Linked DNA regions of Homo sapiens: all the other regions are linked to region 3. Evidence: read pairs that join two places in POLR2A ChIA-PET (ENCODE). Cell type or tissue: Panc1. All regions are shown on one strand.

Region 1 (8,000 bases), 450 kb after region 3:
TTTGCTTTACTTATATTGATTTGAGGCCATTGACTTGTGCGAACACTTGTGGAACAGTGTTTGTGTGTACTGAATGGTTTATAAAGGGGTTCCCAAGGCTGCTGTTGACCGTATTAAACTGCTTTCTTTATGAGGACATAGAGATAAACTTTTCTTAGCTCTTAGTACCAAAAAAAACCAGACCTTCTGAGCATGTGGTTTGTTTTCTAACTTACAGATTTAGAATCCTGTAACTCATCAAGTTTCCTTTGAGCCATTTGCTTGTAAAATTTTGGCCGGCCGGGCACGGTGGCTCATGCCTGTAATCCCAGCACTTTGGGAGGTGGAGGCGGGCAGATCACAAGGTCAAGAGATCGAGACCATCCTGGCCAACATGGTAAAACCCCGTCTGTACTAAAAATACAAAGATTAGCTGGGCGTGGTGGTGCGCGCCTATAGTCCCAGCTACTCAGGAGGCTGAGGCAGGAGAACTGCTTGAACCTGGGAGGCAGAGGTTGCAATAAGCCGAGATTGCACCACTGCATTCCAGCCTGGTGACAGAGCGAGACACCGTCTCAAAAATAAATAAATAAATAAATAAAAATAAAAAATAAACTAAAATTTTGGCCACATCTAACAAAAGGTACAAAATGAACATGAATACATACTTTTATGTAGCAGCTCATTCATGGTTTCATCTTTTAGATTCTCCTCCTCTTCTATTTTTTCCTTTGTTCCAAGGAAAAGAGAAGCAAATATTGTATAATTAAAAGTAAAGGCTTTGTAGCCTGTGTGACCCGTGAAACTAGGTGTGTGACCTAAGGAAACTATCCACAAAGGTAAATACTTAATACTTCTTAGCTATTATTCTCCACCAAATACCCTCATCTGTTCTTAAATTTTATTTTACATTGTCTAAATCTCAGTAAGCTACCTTCAGCCCCCTTTAAAGCCATCCTTTCAAACTATCTTTCTCTCTCGATACAAAGATTTAATTTCTGCCTAGAGACAATCAGTAAAGAAATTGTGTAGGCGAGTGCCGTGGACTGAATTGTATTGCCTCAAAATTCCTATGTTCAAGCCTTAGCTTTCCGTTCCCCAAGTGCTATAGTATTTGGAGGTGGAGCCTTTGGAAGGCAGTTAGGTTTAGATGAGATCCTGAGGGTGGGGCTCCTCATGATGTGATTAGTGTCCTTATAAGAAGAGGAAGAGAGACCAGAGATGACCAGTGCTCACTCTGACATGTAAGGACACAGCCCCAGAAGGTGGCCATTTGCAAGCTAGGAAGAGAGCCCTCATTGAGAAAGTGAATCTGCTGGCACCTTGATCTTGGACTTCTGAGACTCCGAAACTGCAAGCGATAAATTTTTGCTGTTTAAGCCACCCAGTCTGTGGTATTCTGTTATGGCGGACTAATACAGAGCATAAATTTTATACCTGCAGAAGATGATCAGTATGTTACTACAGAGACTGAGCTTTTTGAGAACGAAATGAGGATTATACTTCTCTTGGCAGAAGACTTTAGACCTACTGAACAGCCTTTACTGGCCTCTAGTTCCATCCTTACAGCTGCCTTCTGAAGGAGGCAGAACAGATGTTAGCCTCTCAGGTTACACAAAATGAGATGCAAGTGTAGGGCAGTTCATTGAGTTTCCCACATTTACAGTTTACATTTTGGAAGTGGCTAACTAAGCCTGTTAGTAGTTTTTTTTTTTTTTTTCCTGTATCCATTGCTCCTTCGATGGGCACCTTAATTTGTCAGTCTTATAATCGCTTTGCTTAGAAGAATATAACCTTTATTTTTAGTCCCTGTGGTGATTTGATTTTCAAGGTGAAGAACTCTCTCACTTCTCACATTCTGGCATGGGAACTGAAACTTCAGTGGGGAAATTATTGAATTATCTTTCCTGTCTCAGGGAAAAAATATGAATTCCTTGGCCTGCTGTTTAGATTTGAAGTATAAAATTTCTTTGAAGTGTCATAACTCTAAGAAATGTGATATTACCTGAATTAGTACTTGTGATATTGTATCCTTTCATTTTTATACAGGTATTGGTTTGTTACTCAGTCTTGCTGATGAATGTCTGTAATAGGATAGAGGAGTTATTTGTGGCTATCTACAACCAGAAAATTGCTGTTTATTTTAGTCAAAGTGATTTGAGTATGTCTTCATCAAAGGGATAAAGCAGGAATGCCAGAAACTATAAACTTTAGTCAACTAAAGAAGAAAAACAACCAAACCAAAGGCCAAAAACTCCATCCTTAATTCTGCCCTTCATTCTGAAAGAATTCTGAGTCTCTACAAAGTTTATATTCATAAGCTGTCAGAACATACTTAATTTGCTCCATTTTCCATTGAAATTTCAACAAAGAAACTAAAAAAAAAATCAAATTTTTACTTGATAAAACTATTTCTTTAGATTAAAAGCTTGGAATAGATTTTTAAAAAAGCTTTATTGAGAGAAAATTCCTATACGAGATAGCTCACTCATTTAAAAAGTATACAAATCAATGGTTTCCAGTATATAGCTGTTCCTTGACTTAAGATGGAGTTGTGTCCCAGGAAACCCATCCTAAGTTGAAAATACATGTCGAAAATGAATTTAATTCACCTAATCTACCAAAATCCATAGCTTAGCTTAGCCGATGTTACACATGCTCAGAACACTTGCATTAGCCTACAGTTGGGCAAAATCATCTAACATAAATCCTATTATATAAGAAAGTGTTGGATATCTCATGGTATATATGTATGAGTGGATGAATGGATGGACAAATGGACAGACAGATAGATGTTTTGCCCAGTGGCACGATCATAGCTCCCATGCTCAAGTTATCCTCCCACCTTAGCTTCTGGAGTAGCTGGGAGGCTACAGGTGTGTGCCACTATGCCTGGCTAATTTTTTAATTTTAATTTTAATTTTTTTTTTTTTGAGATGGAGTCTTACTCTTTTGCCCAGGCTGGAGTGCAGTGGTACAATTTTGGCTCACTGCAACCTCCACCTCCTGGGTTCAAGGGATTCTTCTGCCTCAGCCTCCCAAGTAGCTAGGATTACAATAGCAGGTGCTGCGCCCAGCTGATTTTTGTATTTTTAGTAGAGACGGGGTTTCACCATGTTACCCAGGCTGGTCTTCGACTCCTGAGTTCAGGTCATCCGCCTTTGCCTCCCAAAGTGTTGGGATTACAGGCATGAGCCACCATGCCTGGCCTTAAATTTTTTGTAGAGATAGGGGTCTCATGTTCTCCAGGCTCCTCTCAAACTCGTTGGTTCAAGCGATCCTCCTGACTTGGCCTTCCAAAGTGTTGAGATTATAGGCGTTAGTCGCTGTGCCCTGAACTGAAAGTGAAAAATGGAATAGTTGTGTGGTTACCTAGAGTATGTTTTCCACTGAATGCGTATCACTTTTGGACTGTTGTTAATTTGAAAAAATCGTATGTTAGACCCTCTTAAGTTGGGGACCATCTGTGTTCATAGAGTTGTGCAACCAGGACCATATTATTAGAAATAGATTTTTATATGGCAGTTCTTGGTGATTAATTGAATGCTGTTAGATAATCTTTTTGTGTAAATTTGTACTTCTGTGAATAAGAATATAACTAAACTAAAACTAAATTTGTACTTCTGTGAATAAGAATATAAGATGTTTTACTTTGCAATATATAATTGGCTTAAGGCATTAAAACCCTGCTTTTGTTTACTGTGGTCTGACATAAGGGAGTTAACTTCAGCTTAAGGTTATTAAATCCTTCAATGACTGATGACTCCCTTCAAGTTATGTATGACGAAGCAATTATGAATATGGTGTGAAAATGGGATGTAATCTCTTTCAACACATTATTTGGAGAAATTACGACTCTCCCCAAGTATTGTATATTCAAATATGTTAGACACTGACCATTTTCAGCAGTTTGTTAGAGAATTTTTTATTTATAGTAGAAAGTCAGAGTCAGCCTTTATGTCTCAGATTTGGTGAGTTTCTCAGTGTTAATTCCCAATTGGTTAATAAACGTCAAATGGAGCTTTAAGGCTCCTGGGCAAGTCCATTCACTTATGCAGTTTCTTAGATGCCTGTTTCATACATTGTCCTTTTATACTTCCTCCTTGGCCTCATGGTGGGCTTCCTACTTGCATGAGAAAATCAGAACAGTCTTAAGAGCCCTTCTGCAGACTCCTACCACATCTTGCCACCTTCCAGGGCATCCTGTGCTTTCCCCACTGCTTGTGTATAGACCAGCTGTTCAGGGAACTCTCTGAGGCGCCACCCGTGCCCTCTCACATAGTAATTTCCTGTCTCTCATAATGTTGATGTTTCATTCTCTGCTGGATCTTTCCCAGCAGCATACAAACATGCCGCTTTTCTCCAATCTTAAAACAGATACAAACTCCCGTATTTGGATCCCACTTACTCTGCCAGCTATTGCTGATTTCTCTGCTTCCTTTGCAGAAAAACTTCTCAACAAGAGTTTTCTGTACCCAGATCTCCAGTTCTCCTTTCCTCTTAAATCCATCCGTTGTTGCTCCAGGGAAACTGCCCTTGTGATGATCACTAAGGCCTCTGCACTGACTGTTCCTTCTGCCTGGGATATGTTTCTCCAAATATCTGTAGCTCACCGTCCCGCTTTCGAGTCTCAGTGAGAGGCCTACCTTGACCCTCAGTCTCGGCTCTACTTTGTCCTTACTCTGCTCTGTTTTCCCCTAGAGTACTTGTCTTCATCACAAACTACACCTTTATTTTTTTTTTGAGACTGAGTTTCGCTCTTGTCGCCTAGGCTGCAGTACAATGGCGTAATCTCAGTTTACTGCAACCGCCACCTCCCGGGTTCAAGTGATCCTGCTGCCTCAGCCTCCCAAGTAGCTGAGATTACAGGCACCCACCACCACACCCAGCTAATTTTTGTATTTTTAGTGGAGATGGGGTTTCACCATGTTGGCCAGGCTGGTCTTGAACTCCTGACCTCAGGTGATCCACCCGCCTTGGCCTCCCAAAGTGCTGGGATTACAGGCATGAGCCACCGTGCCCGGCTACATCTTTATTTTTATTGCTTATTGTCTTGTTTCTTCCACCAGAATGTAAAGTCCTGAATGACAGAGAATTTTGACTCTTTGGTTTACTGCTCTATCTCCAGCACATAATAGGTGTCTGATAAATATTTGTTGAATTTCTACGTAATTCCCTAGGATGCATGGCTTTAAAAATTACCTAAATGCAGGCTAGACACAGTGGCTTACACCTGTAATCCTAGCACCGTGAGAGGCCAAGACGAGCGGATTGCTTGATCCCAGGAGTTCAAGACCATCCTGGGCAACATGGCAAAACCCCGTCTCTACTAAAAATACAATAAATTAGCCAGGCATGGTGATGTGCATCTGTAGTCCCAGCTACTTGGGAGTCTGAGGTGGGAGGATTGCCTGAGCTTGGGAAGTCGAGGCTGCAGTGAGCTGAGATCGTGCTACTGCTCTCCAGCCTGGGTGATGGATGTGAGACCTTGTTTCCAAAAAAAAAAAAAAAAATTACCTAAAGAGTTTAAAATGTTATCTTTAGTCCAGACCTACTTAGCTGCCTTCCTTGTATCTCCACTCAGAAGATATAGCTCCACTCACATGTCCAGTAAGCACCTAACACTTAACATGTCTAAATGGAACTCTGATGTTTTTCCCCAAACCACATATCATTGTGGAGTTTTATTTTTAACTTCTTCAGCCAGCTGAGTTTTATGCACCAGCTTCTTTTCTTTGGTTTATACATTGTACCACCTGAAAAACCAGCGGTAATTGGAGCAATCTTAGGTTATTTAAATTAGTCTTATTTGGCATCTCTAAAGCAGTCACATTTTTGGACATTGAAAACGATTCTAAACAGTAGAGTAGCTGGGACTACAGGGGCGTGCCACCACACCCGGCTGATTTTTTTTGTTTTTTTGTGTGTGTGTTTTTAGTAGAGACAGGGTTTCACCGTGTTAGCCAGGATGGTCTAGATCTCCTGACCTCGCGATCCACCCACCTCGGCCTCCTAAAGTGCTGGGATTACAGGCGTGAGCCACCGCGCCCGGCCTTAATAGATAAATCTTTATTGTGGATTTCTTAGGATTATTTGTATTTTGTTGTTTTAATACTTGGAAATATGGTTGTAGCTTTCAAAGTAAGGAAGTAATGATAATTGTTATTGAAACTTGGATGACTTTAAAATATTTTACTTACCGTTATTTAGCAAATATAAAATGCTTCCTGGAAAGCCTTTCTGTGTGTAGTAGGTAAACTGTTGAATCAGGAAATGTGTAGTTTAAAAGTTCCTCTCTATGGAAGCATCAAATTAGTTCTTTAAAATCCAAATTTGGGCTGGGTGTGGTATGTCACTCCTATAATCCCAGTGCTTTGGGCAGCCTAGAAGAGAGGATTGCTTGAGCCCAGGAGTTTGAGACCACCCTGAGTAACATAGTGAGACCTTGTCTCTACAAAAAATTGAAAAATTAGCTGGCTGTGGTGGCACGTGTCTGTGGTCCCAGTTACTTGGAAGACTGAAGCAGGAGGATTGCTTGAGCCCAGGAGGTTGAGGCTGTAGTGAGCCATGATCGTGCACTGCACTCCAGCCTGGATCACAGAGTGAGATCCTGTCTCAAATGAATGGAATGAATGAATGAATGAATGAATGGATGAATGAGTAAAGGGATTTCCCACCCATTGCTGGTATTTAGCTTCTGGAGGTGACCAATTAGTGTTTCCTGTTTATTGCAATTGCAGGAGGCAAAGATGGTGGTGACAGGAAGGCTTCTCATAGGGAGAGGTGGGTTAACAGCTCATAGGGAGAGGTGGATTAACAGGCATCAGATTGTGCTTGGGTTTGATTATCCTTTGTAGGAGCTATACTTACTATTTCACCAAATACTTTTGAACTTGATTATTGCTTAATTAATCATTCTTGTTTGTTTTTAAATCTCTAGTTGAAATATGTTGGTTTTAAGCCCCCTTTTCCTGTGTCTGATACTTAGTGCTTCTGTAACAGTTGGTAAAATGATTTTATAAGCTTCCGTGTTTCAGCATTGATTCCATCATATGAGAGGAGGGCGGGGTTTTTTGTTTATGCCCAGGATTTTTTTTAATGATAAATTATTTCTTCTTTTATGACAGTGGCTTCATGATACTAGCTTTTCTAACAAAATTTCCTGTAATTAAAGTGGATATTTTAATATACCTAATTATTATTTGGTACATTGATTCATTGAAAATGTATTTGGTCATTGAAGCATTCTTTAAAATGAAGGCTTTTTGCACACCTTGAACCATGAAAAATTTGTCCTGCTTTAGCATGACTTTAAGTGGAAATTTTGTTTAGTATCTATCTTTAATTACTAAGATCCTTTTGGTGTGTTTTAATGCAATCATTTAAGGCCAGTGGTAAAAACCAAAAAAACTGGCATTTAACCTGTGAAGTAGTATTGTTAACCTGGCTTTGAAGGAAAACCTGTGATGTGAATTTATTTTTTAATTAAGATTAGGTTGTAATATCCCCAAGGAGTTGGTAGCTGTGCTTGATTGATTGATTGATTGATTTGAGATGGAGTTTCTCCCTTGTTGCCTGGGCTGGAGTGCAGTGGTGCCATTTTGGCTCAGTGCAACCTCCACCTCCCAGGTTCAAGCAATTCTCCTGCCTCAGTCTCCTGAGTAGCTGAGATTACAGGCATGCCCCACCCTGCCCGGCTTATTTTGTATTTTTAGTAGAGATGGGGTTTTGCCATGTTGGTGAGATTGGTTTCAAACTCCTGACCTCAGGTGATCCGCCCGCCTTGGCCTCCCAAAGTGCTGGGTTTACAGACCTGAGCCACTGCGCCTGGTCAATTTATTTTTTAAAAATAAAGTCATATAAATGCATATATTTTGTTTTTAATCTCTGCCATAAATGAATATTTTCTGTGTTTTATACCTTTATTGGTATTCTGTTAAAAGCAGCACCAGTAACTGTGGGGAACAGTTTTCCCTTAGACAGTCTACAGTGGATGGGTTGTAGAATTTCTGTGTGTCTCT
Region 2 (8,000 bases), 1.6 Mb before region 3:
TCGCGCCCGGGGTTAGTTCAACCTTCCACGTGTTGGCATGGTGCCGGGGCATGGCAAGCCTGAGTTCTCCCCCCAGCTCACCCCCAACACTCATACATGCTGTCTGGCCACTAGCCAGGGGCTCCACAGGTTCCCAGGTCGGCACAGTCTGGGCAAGGGCTGAGGGCAGCCCTGGCAGCTGCTGCCTGGCCTTCCTCAGCCTCTGATCAGGAACGAGGTGAAGGCCAGCTTCTCAGCTCCACTTTTGCTTCCTAGCACCCTGAACCCTAGGGTGCAGACACTTTTTCTTCCTGGACATGGTGGGAAGGCAGAAGTTCCTATTGTAACTCCTGGCACCTTGGGAAAGGGGTTTTCTCATTCTTGGAGTCTAGGAACCTGGCTTGGGGGCTATGGGGACCAAGGAAGAGAGTCCTTCAGGACAGAACCGTAAAAGCTTCCCAACTTTCAGAGGGTGGGCACTGGGGCACTGTTGGGCTGTGCTGAATCCCCTGGGCCCGGGGGTTCAAGGAGCTGGGGTGTTTGTGAGCTTCTGGGAGGCTGGGTTGTTTTTTTTTTTCTTTTCTGGACTTAAAAGGCCTTGTGCAAACCTGGTACCCAGAATAGCACACATGGAGAGTTGTGAATGAAGAGCTGGATGGCCGATGACCTGGAGTGGGGGCTGGGGCTGGGCTCAAACAGCAGGTGCCTTATGGCTCTGCAGCCCCTGCCTGCAAGACGCCCTGGTCTCCCAGCTTCCCACAGGCCTGGGACGGTCGCGGGCCTCTCCCTACCCCTGGCCACCTCTCCCTTTTCCCTCTTCCTTCTCCAGGCTGTTTCCATGCCACCCTCCCTGGTGGGCTGGGCTTGACATTGGCGCCCATGGCTCCCCCTCTGCCTTCGTTTCAGTCCTCCTCACTCACAGGCTGTGTTCTCTTCCAGAGTGGGTAAAGTGAAAACCTTGCCAGTCACCTCTCCCGGTCTCCCTCCCCTCCGTCCTGGCTTTCGTGATAGAGAAACTGGCCAGGAAGCCCCACATGGTGCTATTTACCTGACACCTCAGTGGGTTTGGCAGGTGCTGATTCATTCCCTGAACCATTTCCCCCAGGACACGGAGCAGGCCAGGGAAGACCCCCTGGGCCTCTGAACACCCCCATGCTAGCCTCTCCCTGGCCTCTCTTCAGGGCCTGGGTGATTGCTGCAGCAAGGACCCCCCAGGGACCAGAGCGGCCTTGGCTGGGCCTCATCTTCATGTCTCCTTTCCTGGGTGCCCTGGGCAGCTCCTGCAGGAAAGGAATGCTAACGATCTGCTGGTGTAGTGAGCTGGCACCGCACCCAGGCAGGGGCCGCACAGCGCCAGGGCCTAGTAAAGACGCTGGCGAGGGCTCCATTCCCCGTGCCCGGTGTTTCCTCTGGCCGGATTGGCATGCAGCCTTCAGCTTGGCCTGAGGCGGCACGAGGAAAAGGTGGCATCCTCCACCGGCCCCAGCCTGGCCAGCCTGGAGGACTACACCGCCCTCCTCCTCCCTCCGGCTCCAGCCAGGAGGACTGTGATGGCCATGAGTATTTCATAGCATCTTCTGAAAGGAGATACGGAGTAGGCTGAGGATGGCGGCATCCCAGAGCGTGGCTGTTGGTCAGTAGCCCCAAGCTGGGGAGACCCGGTTTCACCTCCCCAAGCCTCATTTCCTCCTCCGTAAATGAGGGCATGAACAGTGGTGTCTCCTACAGGGTTTCTGTTGCTGTTTAATGAGGTGGTTTATAAAACCGACTTCACTCTGCCTGGGACGCGGTCAGCCCTCCATAAACACTAACAATTAATGGTCATGCTGGTGGTAGTAGCAGCAGTAGTAGTAGTACTGGTAGTAGTGGTGGTGGTGATAGTATAGGCCCTGCCCCATAGGTGGTTGGAGGCATCAATGAGATGGTACAGCCCCTGACAGATAGTGACTGCTCAGCAAATGCTAGCTGTCATTATTATTGCTATTACCATTATTTCCTAGTGCACTGAGGTGGAGCCTCACCCTGCTCTTGCTACTAAGGGATCCTGAGGATGCTGCCCCCTCCTAAGTCCGGCCCATCCTTCTAGAACATTCGGCAGGCCCTCTGGCCCCCTCAATGACTCTCTTACACCTGCCCTGCTGTCTTCAGGCCCCCCTTGCCATTCCCTCCCCACCCCACTGCCGCTGTCTTGTCACTCACCTGTCCAGGGTTCCCCAGGATCATCCTCTCTGGGGTCTCCTAGTAAAAAAAAAAAAAGGGCTTTCCAGAACCTGGCTTCCACCTCCTCCCCAAGCCTGGCCTCCCCCAGGCCTGGAGTGTGACTGGATTGTAACATGGTAGCTGAATGAACTCCAGTTTCAAAGGTTAATATCAAAATCTGGAGTGGATTACCTAAAAATTACTTACAACACCATTAAAATTCTGAACTCTTTTTGTTGTGGCTGTAAATTAATTTAAAATGTCAGGTTTTTTGAGAAATCCAATAAGAAATTGAGCCAACAGAGCAATCTGCAAACTGTCTGGCAAAGAGGAAAGTGTGTCTCTTCAATCGACAAGGAAAAATATGGAGCTTAACTGGAACCATATGGCTCAGTACTTGAGAGGAGCCTGCCGGAGAGGGAGGGCGGGAGGGGAGCTCAGCTGACAGCCACACGCATGCAGCGGGAGGCGGCCACGGTGTTGGCATTGGCACGGTGGAGGGGCCTGGCAGACGCCTGGCACCCAGCCTACTTGGCCGCCCTGTGTCCACGGTCACCGGGCTGCCCTGGGCAGTGACATGGTCACTCCTTGGTCTTAACACGTTCTCGCCGTATCCATCCAGGGCTCCCTGGCCAACTAGGGAATCCTACCCCCACCGAGGGGAGCCCAAGCCCCCTCCCTCCAGGGAAGAACAGCCACCTGCACGTCTGCGAGGGCTGCTTCCCTCCGTCCTCTGTGGGCTCCCTCCCGGCCAACATGTGGTCCCAATTACTCCTGAATTCCCCCAGATTTACAACACATTAAGTAATTTGTAGGTTATTTCAACTTCAATCTGCTGAAGTTGAGAAAATCAAAATTAAATTCAAACCACAAGGAAACTTCAGAGAAAGAGGAGAAAGAGAGAAGTTGAGCACCTTCTCTTCCCCAGGTTGGCTGTGTCCCCCTTATGTCATCCTCCGAGGCTCCCAGCCAGCCCCCCACCTGCCTTCCTCTGCCTCCTCTTCCCCGCCTTGCCTCTCCCTCCCAGGGCCCTTGCCCCTGCCTCTGGCTGGGCAGTGCCCTTGGGGTGCCCCTCTGAGCGAAGACCAGGGGCAACCTTGGAGCTCGTGCTAGGCCCTGCTTGCTTTGGCTGGGGGAGAAGTGCTTCTCTAACCTCTAACACTCTCTGCTCCCACTCCCTGAGCCCCTACCCCTGAGGGCTAGGTGATTCCTGGGCTCCAAAGCCTCTCTCTGCTTTCCTGACCCATTTCAAGGGAATCTCCACCAGGACTGTTCTAGCTCCCGACATGCCTGGGGTGGCTGACAGCTGGTAGGTACCACCTGGCCCCCGGGTTTAATAGCTCAGGTTACCTTATTTTGCTTTCTACCCTTTAAAACAGCCTTGTAAATAAGCAAACACTCGGTGCCAAGCACCTTCGGCACTTCGCCAGGCTGGTAAATATTTTAGTAGTGACTTGGTAACAGTTGCGTTCACTTTGATTTCCTCAGAAAGGTTCTTGGTGCTGGGGAGGGGGCCGTGGCTCTGGGAAATGATTTGCTGGCTATTTATAGCCCGGCTCTGACCACGTGGCCTTTGCTCTCACCCTGTGGATCGTGTGCTGGGGTATTTTTAAAGCTGGTGTAACGTTAGCCTGACACCTCTTTTGGCAAAGATGGGGAGGACTCTTCCACCTTCTCCCAAAGTGTGCTGTGGTCAAAGAGCTCCAAGGTCGGTTTGGAAAACTGGACTTGTCCTCACCAGGAATCCAAAGTGATATGGGAGGCTGGGGCAGGTGCTAGCGGTTGGGTGTGAGTTTAGGGTTGAACCCCTGCTGGCATGGTTTGGACTCGGGAAGAACCCCCAAAGAAGAGGAGAAGGTGGGCTCTGGGGCTGGGGCACATGACCCAGGCAGTGCTGAACTGGGGAGGCCACCTGAGACGGGTGGACTGAAGCTGACCGTGAGAGCAGCCAGGTTGCAGGGGGAGTTAGAGGGAAATGTGACCGCTGGATGAGCTTCCTGGGCATCTAGTCCTGAAGGACCCAGGCCATGGAGAAAAGAGAGTGGGAGACAGGGCCAAGGAAGATTCAGAGATGGGGGCAGCTTCCAGCCAGGGCTGCTGATTTGATGCCCTGGAGGGTCCTTTCCTCTAAGCCATGAGAAAGGCACCTGCAAAGCGCAGGACCCCATTGCCCAGTGCCAGGAAGCTGGCCTAACCCCACCCAAATTTGCCGTGTCCAACAGGGCATGTGCTGCCCCCAGGCTGGGCACCGGGGCAGGGGTGAGGCAGCAGGTGAGAGGCTGGCGCCTGGCTTGAATAGACTGCTCAGAGCCACAGCCAGTGGCTCCTCTGTTTTATGGGTGGTTTTAATGCACAGATGGGTTGGTTTTAAAGGGGCTCTAAATCATGGCACAGTGAGAGCCCCCACACCCCAGAGCCCCCTAGGAGGCTGTATCTGTGAGTGACTGTGGTATGGGCACAAGTGAAGTAGAAGCAAGGCCTGCCCCCACTCACTGTGCAGTGGTGATGGACAGGCCAGGGGGAGGTGGGCCCCTCTGGCTGGGTGTTCAGATGAAACCCTTCCTCTTGTCCCCCTACCCACCCACCATCCACACTGGCAGGCGGGGCCTTCCCACGTCCGGTTTACAGCCAGGGCACTGTTCAGTGACCAGCCAGCCTGCTGCCACTCCCAGCCACTTGCCCTTCCTCCTCTGGCTCCTGGCGCCATGATGCGCACCTCCCGTCTGCACCCACGCACACCCCATTGGTGCTCAGCTGCCGTGGGCGCACATCAGGTGAGCGCAGACAGTGGCAGACCCGGCTCACCTCCTTCCCGCAGGACTGGTGCCAGGGCAGTGCTCTTCCCGGAAGGCTTCCAAGCTCCCCCGGATGGCATCCTGTTGGGCCTGTTTCTGGGGTGCGGGGGCAGGCCTTTTTGGGGGGGAGAGTGTCTGCCCCATGCAGCCCTGGCGCCAGCTCTTCCTAGAGGCCTGTGGCAGTAATGCCAGAGGGAGGCAGCTGGGCTGGGGCAGGAGACAGGGATGTTTGAAATGGAAGTCGAGTGAGATGGGACCACCTTCAGCCACCACCACGGCTCTGCTGGGGGCAGACATGGAGCCCTGGGCCAGTCCGAATTGGTGCTCACTGGATACCTGCCTCTTAGCTGCCCCCCTGTGAGTGGGCCTTGCCCACTTGGGCTCCCAGCACCCAGTTTTCAGTGTCCTTGGAAACTTGGAGGAGTTCTGGGAAGGTGATAGGAAGATAGAAGAAGCCTTCTCCGAGCACCCAGAATGTTCGAGCTTGAATGGAAAGAGATCTGCCCTCGAAGGTACTCGGTCCCTAAGTCCGTGCCCTGTAGGCTCCCCTTGTTCGCTGGCCCGTGTGGGACGGAAGGCTGCTTTAGGGAATCTTTTTCTGCCCCTTGGCCTTGAGTTTGGAACTGCGTGGCACCAGAACCTTCTCATCCTTTACTGAGTGTCTTCAGCAAAACATGTTGTTTCCTCTCCAGTTCCCCCTTGGCGTTTGAGAATGGGGTGCCCGTCAACACTCACTCTCCTGCCTGTTCTCCCTAAAGCCATGGGGTAAAGGAAGCCTCATGGTCCTCTGAGGAGCCCTCATGGCCTCCTGAGCCGCTCAGGGGAGACGGTGGCTGTGACAGCTGACGGCCCACTTCAGTGCAGGTTGCGAAGGGGCGGGGCCAAGACGCAGGTGTCTGCCCAGACACAGCGGATGCCTGGTTCCAACGTTTCCATAGATGCCTGTGTCATCTTAACGAGCAGATGCTCTGCTGTGCCTCAGTTTCCCTAGGTGGCCTCTGTCAACAGGTGCTCAAGGTAAAAGATACAGCAGGAGAAACACAGGAAGAGACAGGTGGGAGTGGCAGCTGGGCGGACCCGAAGAGGCTGCCCTGGCCCCTCTTCTTCCCCTCGGCATGGGCCCGCCTCTGCTTCCTAGCAGGCAGGTCAGGCAGCAAAAAGGCAGTTGGCCTCCACCACGACCCAGAGACTTGCTGGGCTGAAGCTGCCTGAGGCCTCCCCAGGCCTGCCAGATCCGATAGAGGCTGGGGCCGTCCACTTCCTGGTTTGCAGGTCGGCACTTGCAGGTCAGTGGTGAGGTGCAGCTTAGGAGGGGAGGTCACTGGCGTACCCTCCACCCTCGTCCAGCCCCCCGTGGGCTCTGATGGCAAGGGGGCCACGCTGGCAGGTAGCCAGTTGCCCTGTTTCTCCTTGATGCCCGCATGGAACCAGTCCTGGTTTCAAGCTCCCTGCGAGCCGGGAATGGAGGAGATCCTATGAAAATGATGATATGTGACAATCAGTCACAGCAATTAGTGTTTTGGTTAACAGGCCTTTTTTGTTTTCTCTCACCCAGACAGAATGTCACAAATAAATCCTCTCCTGCATTTGCATATTAATTGGATCGGAGACGTCAAGCATCTTTCATTAAAGAAAATGATCTGCATATTTGGAGACATAAAATAGTTATTTTGATGGGTTTTTTTTTCCCTAAGATCAGGGGGTGGGGGAGGTAGGTGATAGGAGCAGTAGAAATTGAGGTAGAGTGAAGGAAAGCCAGCCAGCCCCTCTGTCTGGAGTTAACCCTGTGCAGTCTGGAGTTGGTGGCCAAGCTTGGCCAGAAAGATAATTAATAGGCAAATAAATCAAGGAGCCAAGGGGACCCTGGGCACCGGGCAGTTGCCTGAGGCCCAGGAGCCCAGCTTGGCTCCTGTACAAAAGGGACCCCCACCAGAGTTACGGGCGAGGAGGCAGGATGAGGGCCCTCTGTGGCTTTGCTCTTAAATCCCTCCCTCCAGAGCCGGTTGTGGCCCTGAGCAGGGTGAACTTCCCTGGGACGGTGGGTGGTAGGCAGGGCATGAGGTCGGGTGTCCACCTCGTGTCCTGGAGCCCTTGGCTGGGCCCACGCGGCACCCATGCCTGCCTCTCCCCTTGGTCCCTTGGCCAGCCCTAACCCTCCAGCTTCCACTCACCCTCCCTCAGCTCACCCACCGGCGTCCACTTCCTCCCCACTCTCTGACCTTGGGCTTCCCTACGCCCTTCTCATTCTTTGCCAGCCGTCCTCCCTCTCCCCAGATGGAAAGTTTTCTGGGGGCAGCAGAAGCGAAGCCTGGAGTCATTATCACATGTACTCGAAATAACCCAGAAAGCTGCTGGGCCCATATTAGGACATGAGTCCCGTGGAAAGCCGAGCGAATGTACAGTTTTTGATAGGCAAATGGGACTGCCCAAGTCTTCCCACCTTCCCCTCCAGCCTTACAGTCCAGGGCCTTGGTGGCTGCTTTCGTCAGTTTTCAGGGCAGGCAGTAGGGGTGGCCTCCTCTAGACATTTCTGAGCTTCCCCAGGCTCTTTGGGGAGCACAGTGGGAGGGCTGGTCAGTGCTGCCAGTCTCTCTGCCATCACCAGCCCCAAAGGCACGATTCCTAGTTACCATATCCTGGTTAGAGAAGTGTTTAGCGATGGCGATGATGATGACAATGATCACAATGATGACTGGCACCACATTTTCCACATAGAAATGTGTAGACACTTTGCTAAGAGCTTTACCCTCATCGCTTCCCCAAACCCTCACCACAGCCCCCTGCGACAGGCACGATCATCGCGTGCATTTTATAGACAAGGAAATTGAACCTCGGAGAGGCCAGATCACATGCCCATCGGTACCTACCAGACTTCAGAACTTGCAGCCGGATCCAAGCTCTCTGTGGCCAGGCCACAGGGCCTCTGGGCAGAGCAGTGGGGACCGGCAGCCGCCTGGCTCCTGGTTTGATCCCAGCTGACTATTCTTTTTGTGCGCAAACACACCGCACCCTGGTGCTGTCGGAGGA
Region 3 (8,000 bases):
GTGGGGAGGGTAGGGGGAAGGAGCAGGAAGAGGAGGAGGAGGAAGGGGGCGGGGGGAGGAGGAGGACGAGGAGGAGGAGGAGGAGGAGGAGAAGGAGAAATGGACTCTCACTCTTCACGCCAAGTGCCCCTCATTGTGTTCATCATCCCCCAAGGCTGAGCATTACCTGAGGCCACTGTGGACCAGCCCCTTCCTCTTCCTCTGTTGGAACTGAAAACATCAGAGTAAACTACCAAATATGAAGGCCTCTGGACTCCAGCCGAGAAGTGCTTTGTGTACTCCCGAGTATTTCTGCAGCAGTGGTGCAGGCTGGTGCCACCTCTTCCCTGCCAGGACCCCTTGATGCTGCACCATTGCAAAACAAAGCATGTCTTAGTCTAATTTTCTTTTCCTTTTTTTTTTTCCTGAGACAGGGTCTTGCTCTGTTGCCCAGGCTGAAGTGCAGTGTGCGATCATGGCTCACTGCAACCTTGACCTCTTGGGCTCAGGCGAGCCTCCCACCTCAGCCTCCTAAGTAGCTGGGACTACAGGTGTACGCCATCACACTTGGCAAATGTTTACATTTTTTCTAAAGACAAGGGGTCTCATTATGTTGCCCAGGCTGGTCTCTAACTCCTCGACTCAAGCAGTTCTCCCACCTCAGCCTCCCAAAGTGCTGAGATTACAGGTATGAGCCACCACACCTGGCTCTAATTTTCATAACTGCGACTGAAATCACAGCTGATCCCATCTGTCTTTAAATTAGTAACCTTGAGGGGGTTGTCTTTCTTGGCCGGCAGTCACTTACTCCTGAAATGAATCTGGTTAGAGAGCAATCTGGTCAGGAGAGGAGAGATGAGAAGAAATGATCAACAATGTGGGAGCCTCACAGAGTCTCCCCGTGTCTGGCCTTGGAAGCTTCCACCTCGCTCAGATCAGACCAGGCAGCCGACTGATGAAAGGCCCTCCTGATGACTCAGTGGCTCCTGGTGACGTCACTGTGCCCTGGACACCTTTCGGCCTGCCTGTTCCTCTCTCTGCTGTCCCCCAGCAGCAGAGCTGGCTTCATGGGTGTGCAGCCTGGATGGCCACACAGGGCCCGGTGCCTGAGGGGTCCACGTTCGGGGTGCGGCTATGTTGAAATATGTGAGGGTTTTTGGATGAGGGTCCTGTGAACGGAGGAGCTGTCTCTGCCCAGCGGCCTTCCACAGGGCTCGGCTGCAGGCCACGGGGATGCCACCATCCTGCACCAGCCCGGGTGGGATCAGGGCTTGGTACCCACTTCCCAAGAGGGCCGGAGTGAGTAGGGCTGAGTGAGATCAGAATCCTCCCTCTCACCAAACCCAGGGCTGCCCCGGGACACACACACATAGAGAGCCCCAGGCCCCCTGTACAGGCTGCCTCTGGTCCCCGTCAGAAACTCCTACAGGTAGTTCCTCAGGATGTAGGAAGGGATCTTACTGGTTTAGTGAGTTGTATCCATTTGCAACCTCCGCCTCCCAGGTTCAAGTGATTCTCCTGCCTCAGCCTCCCAAGTAGCTGGGAACACAAGTGTGGCCCATCACACCAGGCTAATTTTTGTATTTTTAGTAGAGATGAGGTTTCACCATGTTGGCCAGGCTGGTCTCAAACTCCTGACCTTAAGTAATCCACCTGCCTTGGCCTCCCAAAGTGCTGGGATTACAGGTATGAGCCACCGCGCGCGGCCCCGCCAGGACTCTCTGCTCGGCTTGGAGATGCTGTCTTCTCCTTGTGTCTCCACTGGTCTTCCCTGGGTTCTTATCTGTGTCCATGTTTCCTTTTTTTTTTTTTTTTTTTTTGAGACAGGGTCTCACTCTGTCGCCCAGGCTGGAGTGCAGTGGCATGACCTAGACTCACTGCAGCCTCAACCTCCCAGCCTCAATTGACTCCCCGCTTCACCCTGAGTATCTGGGGCTATAGGCGTGCACCACCATGCCTGGCTAATTTTTTTGTATTTTTAGTAGAGATGAGGTTTCACCATGTTGCCCAGGCTGGCCTTGAACTCCTGAGCTCAAGCGATCTGCCTGCCTTGGCCTCCCAAAATGCTGGGATGACAGGAGTGAGCCACTGCACCGGGCCCATGTTTCCTCTTAAGGACACAATCATATTGGTTTAGGGTGCAACCTAACGATCTCATTTTAACTTAGTTACCTTTTAAAGACCCTATCATCAAATACAGTCATATCCTGAGGTAATGGAGGCTAAGATCTCAAAATATGAATGGGGGGCTGGGCATGGTGGCTCACACCTGTAATTCCAGCACCTTGAGTGGCTGAGACCAGCCTGGGCAACATAGTGAGACTCCATCTCTACAAAAAATTTTTAAAAAGTATGGCCGGGCACGGTGGCTCACACCTGTAATCCCAGCACTTTGGGAGGCGGAGGTGGGCAGATCACCTGAGGTCAGGAGTTCAAGACCAGCCTGGTCAACATGGTGAAACCCCATCTCTACTAAAAATACAAAAATTAGCCGGGCGTGGTGATGGGCACCTGTTATCCTAGCTACTAGGGAGGCTGAGGCAGGAGAATCGCTTGAACCTGGGAGGCAGAGGTTGCAGTGAGCCAAGATTGCACCACTGCACTCCAGCCTGGGTGACAAAACGAGACTCCGTCTCAAAAAAAAAAAAAAAAAAAGAAATAAAAATAAAAAATGTTTAAAAAGCATATGGATGGGGAGGGGGGACAATTCAGCTCATAACAGGGATCCTTCTGGACACTCAGAACCAAGCTTTAATAGCTTGACAATGTCTTTCAGTCTGAAACACAGAGATGCTGCCAACCCAGGGCCTGCCCCTCCATCGCAGGAAGAGGCCACACCATGAGCCTCGTGCCAGCAAAATGTGGCTGTGGTTGCTTGCTCAAGGGCAAGGCTGATGGGTGTTACTTCACCCTGGCTTTCAGAGCCACAGGAAGAGGCTGTGCAGGGAATGGGAGTCAGCTGTTCCCCAATTCCTGTGGTGCCTGAGCAAAAGAACAGGAGTGAGAGCCCAGGGCTTGGGGCAGACATGGGCAAGACGCTCATGTGTGTGGGAATGGCTGCTGGAAGCCCGTGCGCGGTCACCAGGGGTCTGGGAGGCAGGGGCCACGCTGTGACAGTGGTTCCCAAACAGCCCAGGAGCTCTGTAAACCTTAAGGCTCTGAGCGCCCATATAGGGCAGGGCAAGCGTCTGTATCTTTAGAGGGCTCCCAGACAGGGTGCAGAAATGACTTGGGTCCCGAGATGATCACTGCAGTCGCTGATGGCTCTCTGGGGGTTCATATACTTTCGTATGTTTGAAATTTTTCATAACAAAAAGTTAAAAGGGAGGAAAAAAGGAAGGAAGGAGGGAGAGGGAGAAGGGAAGGAAGGATGGAAGACAGGAGGGAGGGAGGGAAGAAGGAAGGAGAGAGGGAAGGAAGGAAGAAAAGAAAGGAGGGATGGAAGGAAGGAAAGGAGGAAGGGAGGGAGGAGGGATGGAAGGAAGGAAAGGAGGAAGGGAGGGAGGAAGGAAGGAAGGAAAAAAGGAAGGAGCGGCTGAGCACAGTGCTCATGCCTATAATCTCAGCACTGTGGGAGGCCGAGGTAGGAGGATCACTGGAGGTCAGAAGTTCAAGACCAGCCCGGCCAACATGGTGAAACTCTGTCTCTACTAAAAATACAAAAATTAGCAGGTGTGGCACGCACCTGTAGTCCCAGCTACTCGGGAGGCTGAGGCAGGAGAATCGCTTGAATCCAGGAAGTGGAGGTTGCAGTGAGCTATCGCACCACTGCACCCCAGCCTGGCTGGGCGACAGAGCGAAAGAGTGAGACTGTCTCAAAAAAAAAAAAAAAAAAAAAAAAGGAAGGAGGGATGGAAGTAAGGAAAAAAAAAAGCTCCGGGAGGATTCTGATGCGAGCCCCTGTCAGGATGAAGGCGGGAGGGAGAAGCCCTAACCTGCCCAGGGCTTCCTGTGACTCGGGTGAAGCAGTGCCTCCTGGTGGTGAGAAGGCAGAACTACTGGTATAAACTGGTCGTAACGTGCAGACTGGGTGTGAATGTGGGGCCAGGACAATGTGTGTCGTGGGGTTGACTAGGGGGAAGCTAGGCAAGCCTTTGGAGCAGGCCCACAACTTTGGTTATACCACAAACCCCTTTGTCAGTCCAGTGAACTCTCTGGAGTCTCAGGATAAAGGCGTAAATTACATGGGATTACAAAGCTAACCAATCATAGTGAAATACAATGATTGAAATACTTGATAAAGCCAAATTTGGTATAGCGTGTAGATATGACAGTAGTAGTATGTCACAGTAGATAGCAGTAATGTGCCAATGGGAGTATTAGCACATTAAGTAATATCCAATAACAACTGGTCTAATAACTATAACTTAAAAAGTAGTGAGGAGAATTCATGATATTTTGCAACAACTCCAACATATAAAAAATCTGCAATTTATATTGTTAAAAGAATCATACGTACTACTAGAACAAACAACAAAAACCTCCCAAAGACCAGGCATGATGGCTCACACCTGTGGTCCCAGCACTTTGGGAGGCCGAGGCAGGAGGATCCCCTGAGCCCAGGAGTTCGAGGCTGCAGTGAGCTATGATCGCACCATTGCACTCCAGCTGGGGCAACAGAGCAAGACCCTGTCTCAAAACAAAGCAAACAAAACAAAACAACCTCTTGAAACTTATTGCCCATCTTTATTCATGAATAAAGAAAATGGGCGATTGCTATGAGAAGTCGGTAAAAACAAAGAAGTGCCTGGTCGCCCTGCAGGTGCTGGACCGCCAGCTGAGATCCTGCCTTAGAAAGGCAGCCAAAGGCCCACTGCACTTCCCTGTCATCTGGCTGCTCCATATTCCCACTATGTGTTCCACAAAGATTGATTGAGGGCCTACTGTGTGTGGCAGACACTGCACAATATAGACCAGATATCTGCCCTCAGCAAGCATGCATTCTACAGGGACAGATGATAAGCCAACAATACACAGAACATATTCTACCAGCTCATCTTTTTTTTTTTCTTTTTTTTTTTTTTTTTTTGAGACAGGCTCTCACTCTGTCACCCAGACTGGAGTGCGGTGGCAAACCACGGCTCACTGCAGCCTTGACTGCCCAGGCTCAAGCAATTCTCCCACCTCAGTCTCCCGAGTAGCTGGAACTATAGGCATGTGCCACCAAACTTGGCTAATTTTTTTTTTTTTTTTTGAGATGGAGTTTCACTCTTGTCACCCAGGCAGGAGTGCAATGGCGCGATCTTGGCTCACTGCAACTTCCACCTCCTGGCTTTAAGCGATTCTCCTGCCTCAGCCTCCCAAGTAGCTGGGATTACAGGCGTCCACCACCATGCCTAGCTAATTTTTGTATTTTTAGTAGCGATGGGGGTTTCACCATGTTGGCTAGGCTGGTCTCGAACTCCTGACCTCAAGTGATCTGCCCATCTCAGCCTCCCAAAGTGCTAGGATTACAGGTGTGAGCCACCGCGCCTGGCTAATTTTTTAAATTATTTGTAGAGAGGGGGTCTCACTATGTTGCACAAGCTGATCTCAAACTCCTGGGCTCATGTGATCCTCCCGCCTTGGCTTCCCAAAGTACTCAGATTGCGGGCAAGAGCCACCGTGCCTGGCCTAGCTCAACATTTAAGTAAGACGTTCCTATTGAATACATTATGTAATATGTAACAATGTTTTGTGCGTAACTGATATATAGTACTTATTGAAAGTTTCCTTTTAATCCCATTTGCTTTAAAGTCAAGAGTTTTCAGCCTAGTTTAGCCAACGTGCATTCAGTCCGCTTTTACAAAGCAAAAGAAATCTCATATCCTCTGGAAGATTCTGAAGGGCTTCTGGGGAGGGGAGACACTCGTTCCTGCTATCTTCCCCCTCAACCAGTATTAAGAATCACTGCTTATTCATAGCAGCGCTCTTCACCATAGCCAAGAGGTGGAAACAGCCAGGTGTCCAGGAACAGACGAATAATAAACAAAAGGTGGTCTATCCACACAATGGAATATTTTGTGGCCATAAGAAGGCATGAAATTCTGACACATGCTATAACATGGACGAACCCCAAAGACATTATATTGAGAGCCAGACACAAAAAGAACAAACATTGTAGGATTCCACTCACGTGAAACATCCAGAATAGGAAAATTCATGGGGACAGAAAGTAGAATCAGGGTTACCAGGGGCTGGGGGGAGAAGGCCATGGGGAGTTATTGCTTAAGGGGTATGGGATTTCTGTTGGAGGTGATGGAAATGTTTTGGAAATATGGTTGCACAATATTGCAAATGTCATCAACACCACTGAATTGTATACTTTAAAATGGTTAAAATGGGCCAGGTGCAATGGCTCATGCCTATAATTCCAGCACTTTTCTTTCTTTTTTTTTTTTTAGATGGAGTCTCGCTCTGTCATCCAGGCTGGTGTGCAATGGTGTGATCTCAGCTCACTGCAACCTCCCACAGTGATTACAGGCACCCACCACCATGCTAATTTTTCATATTTTTAGTAGAGACGGGGTTTCGCCATGTTGGCCAGGCTGGTCTCGAACCCCTGGCCTCAGATGATCTGCCTGCCTTCCCTCCCAAAGTGCTGGGACTACAGTTGTGAGCCACCGTGTTCGGCCTGCCCACTGGTGTTCAATCATGGCAGCCCACGGCACACCTCTGCTCAGCCCTGCAGTGACTCCCGTGTCCCTTGGTGTATCCAAGCTGAAGTCCTCACACTGACTTTGAGCCCTGCATGATCTCTCCTCCTCACTGCCCCAAACCCCTCTGCTTACAGAATTCCCCTCATGCTCTAAATCTCCCTGACTTCCTTTTTCGCTACTAGCCAAATAAAACCCTGCTTTTAATTAGTTAATTAATTTCTTTTCTTTTTCTTTTTTTTTTTTTTTTTTGAGACGGGTCTCACTCTGTCGCCCAGGCTGGAGTACAATGGCGTGATCATGGTTCACTGTAATCTCGAACTCCTGGGCTCAAGCAACCCTCCCATTTCAGCCTCCTAAGTGGCTAGAACTACAGGTGTGATGGAGTGGCTAGGACTGCAGGTGTGAACCACCACGCCTGGCTAATTTTTAAATTTTTGTAGGGATGGGATCTTGCTATGTTGCCCAGACTGGTCTTGAACTCCTGGCCTCAAGCCGTCTTCCTCAGCCTCCCACGTTGCTGGGATGAAGATGTGAGCACCACACCTGGCACCAAACTCTGCTTTCATAGATTTCACCTGATTGGGCCAGACCAATCTGGGTCATCTTTGTTTTTTTGTTGTGTTTTGTTGAGACAGAGTCTCACTCTGTTGCCCAGGCTGAAGTGCAGTAGCCTGATCATGGCTTACCTCCTGGTCTCAAGTGATTCTCCTGCCTCAGCCTCCCAAGTAGCTGGGACTACAGGTGTGTGACATCATATCTGGCTAAATTTTAAATTTTTTGTAGGGACAGGGGTCTCACTATGTTGCCCAGGCTGGTCTTGAACTCCTGGCCTCAAGCGATCCTCCTACCTCAGCCTCACAAAGTGTTGGGATTACAGGCATGAGCCACCACACATTCTGTTAATCTTTATATCTCTTTATATCTTAAGATCCACTGAAACAAGACTTTTTTTTTTTTTTTTTGAGGCGAAGTCTCACTCTTGTTGCCCAGGCTAGAGTGCAATGGCATGATCTCCGCTCACTGCAACTTCCACCTCCTGGGTTAAAGCGATTTGCCCACCTCAGCCTCCAGAGTAGCTGGAACTATAGGCATGCGCCACCATGCTCGGCTAATTTTTTGTATTTTTGGTAGAGACTGGGTTTCACCATGTTGGCCAGGCTGGTCTCAAACTCCTGACCTCAAGGATCCTCAAGTGATCCGCCCGCCCAGCCATGGGACTTTAATTACATCTTCAAAATGCTAGCCAGGTGCAGAGGCTCATGCTTGTAATCCCAGCACTTTGGGAGGCCAAGGTGAGCGGATCACTGGAAGTCAGGAATTCAAGACCAGCCTGGCCAACATGGTGAAACTCCCCCTCTACTAAAAATGCAAAAATTAGCTGGG

Evidence for each region. ChIA-PET counts read pairs that join two places held together with the same protein. Peaks named below come from ENCODE experiments on the same cell type or tissue, not always from the same donor. Only the 100,000 strongest peaks of a DNase experiment are listed, where the experiment ranks them.
Region 1: POLR2A ChIA-PET joins it to region 3 with 5 read pairs; 1 of 35 experiments calls an interaction of 5 or more read pairs at or near these places.
Region 2: POLR2A ChIA-PET joins it to region 3 with 6 read pairs; 1 of 35 experiments calls an interaction of 5 or more read pairs at or near these places.

What each region holds. Positions count from the first base shown.
Region 1 is chr1:8,683,473-8,691,472 of GRCh38, reverse strand. The region is part of intron 1 of RERE (arginine-glutamic acid dipeptide repeats); the gene reads left to right. Among named protein-coding and RNA genes, the nearest start is that of RERE, 130 kb to the left of the region's middle. RefSeq lists an enhancer at 294-794 and a silencer at 4,168-4,217. In Panc1, no CTCF peak of the experiment used is centred here; no DNase peak of the experiment used is centred here; H3K27ac peaks cover 536 bases.
Region 2 is chr1:10,719,953-10,727,952 of GRCh38, reverse strand. The region is part of intron 2 of CASZ1 (castor zinc finger 1); the gene reads left to right. Among named protein-coding and RNA genes, the nearest start is that of CASZ1, 73 kb to the left of the region's middle. RefSeq lists enhancers at 1-369, 6,266-6,771. In Panc1, no CTCF peak of the experiment used is centred here; a DNase peak (open chromatin) is centred at 3,612; H3K27ac peaks cover 3,700 bases.
Region 3 is chr1:9,138,384-9,146,383 of GRCh38, reverse strand. No RefSeq gene overlaps it. Among named protein-coding and RNA genes, the nearest start is that of MIR34A, 9.4 kb to the left of the region's middle. RefSeq lists enhancers at 803-902, 993-1,042, 3,860-4,154. In Panc1, a CTCF peak has its summit at 3,948 (motif pointing left); DNase peaks (open chromatin) are centred at 950 and 3,933.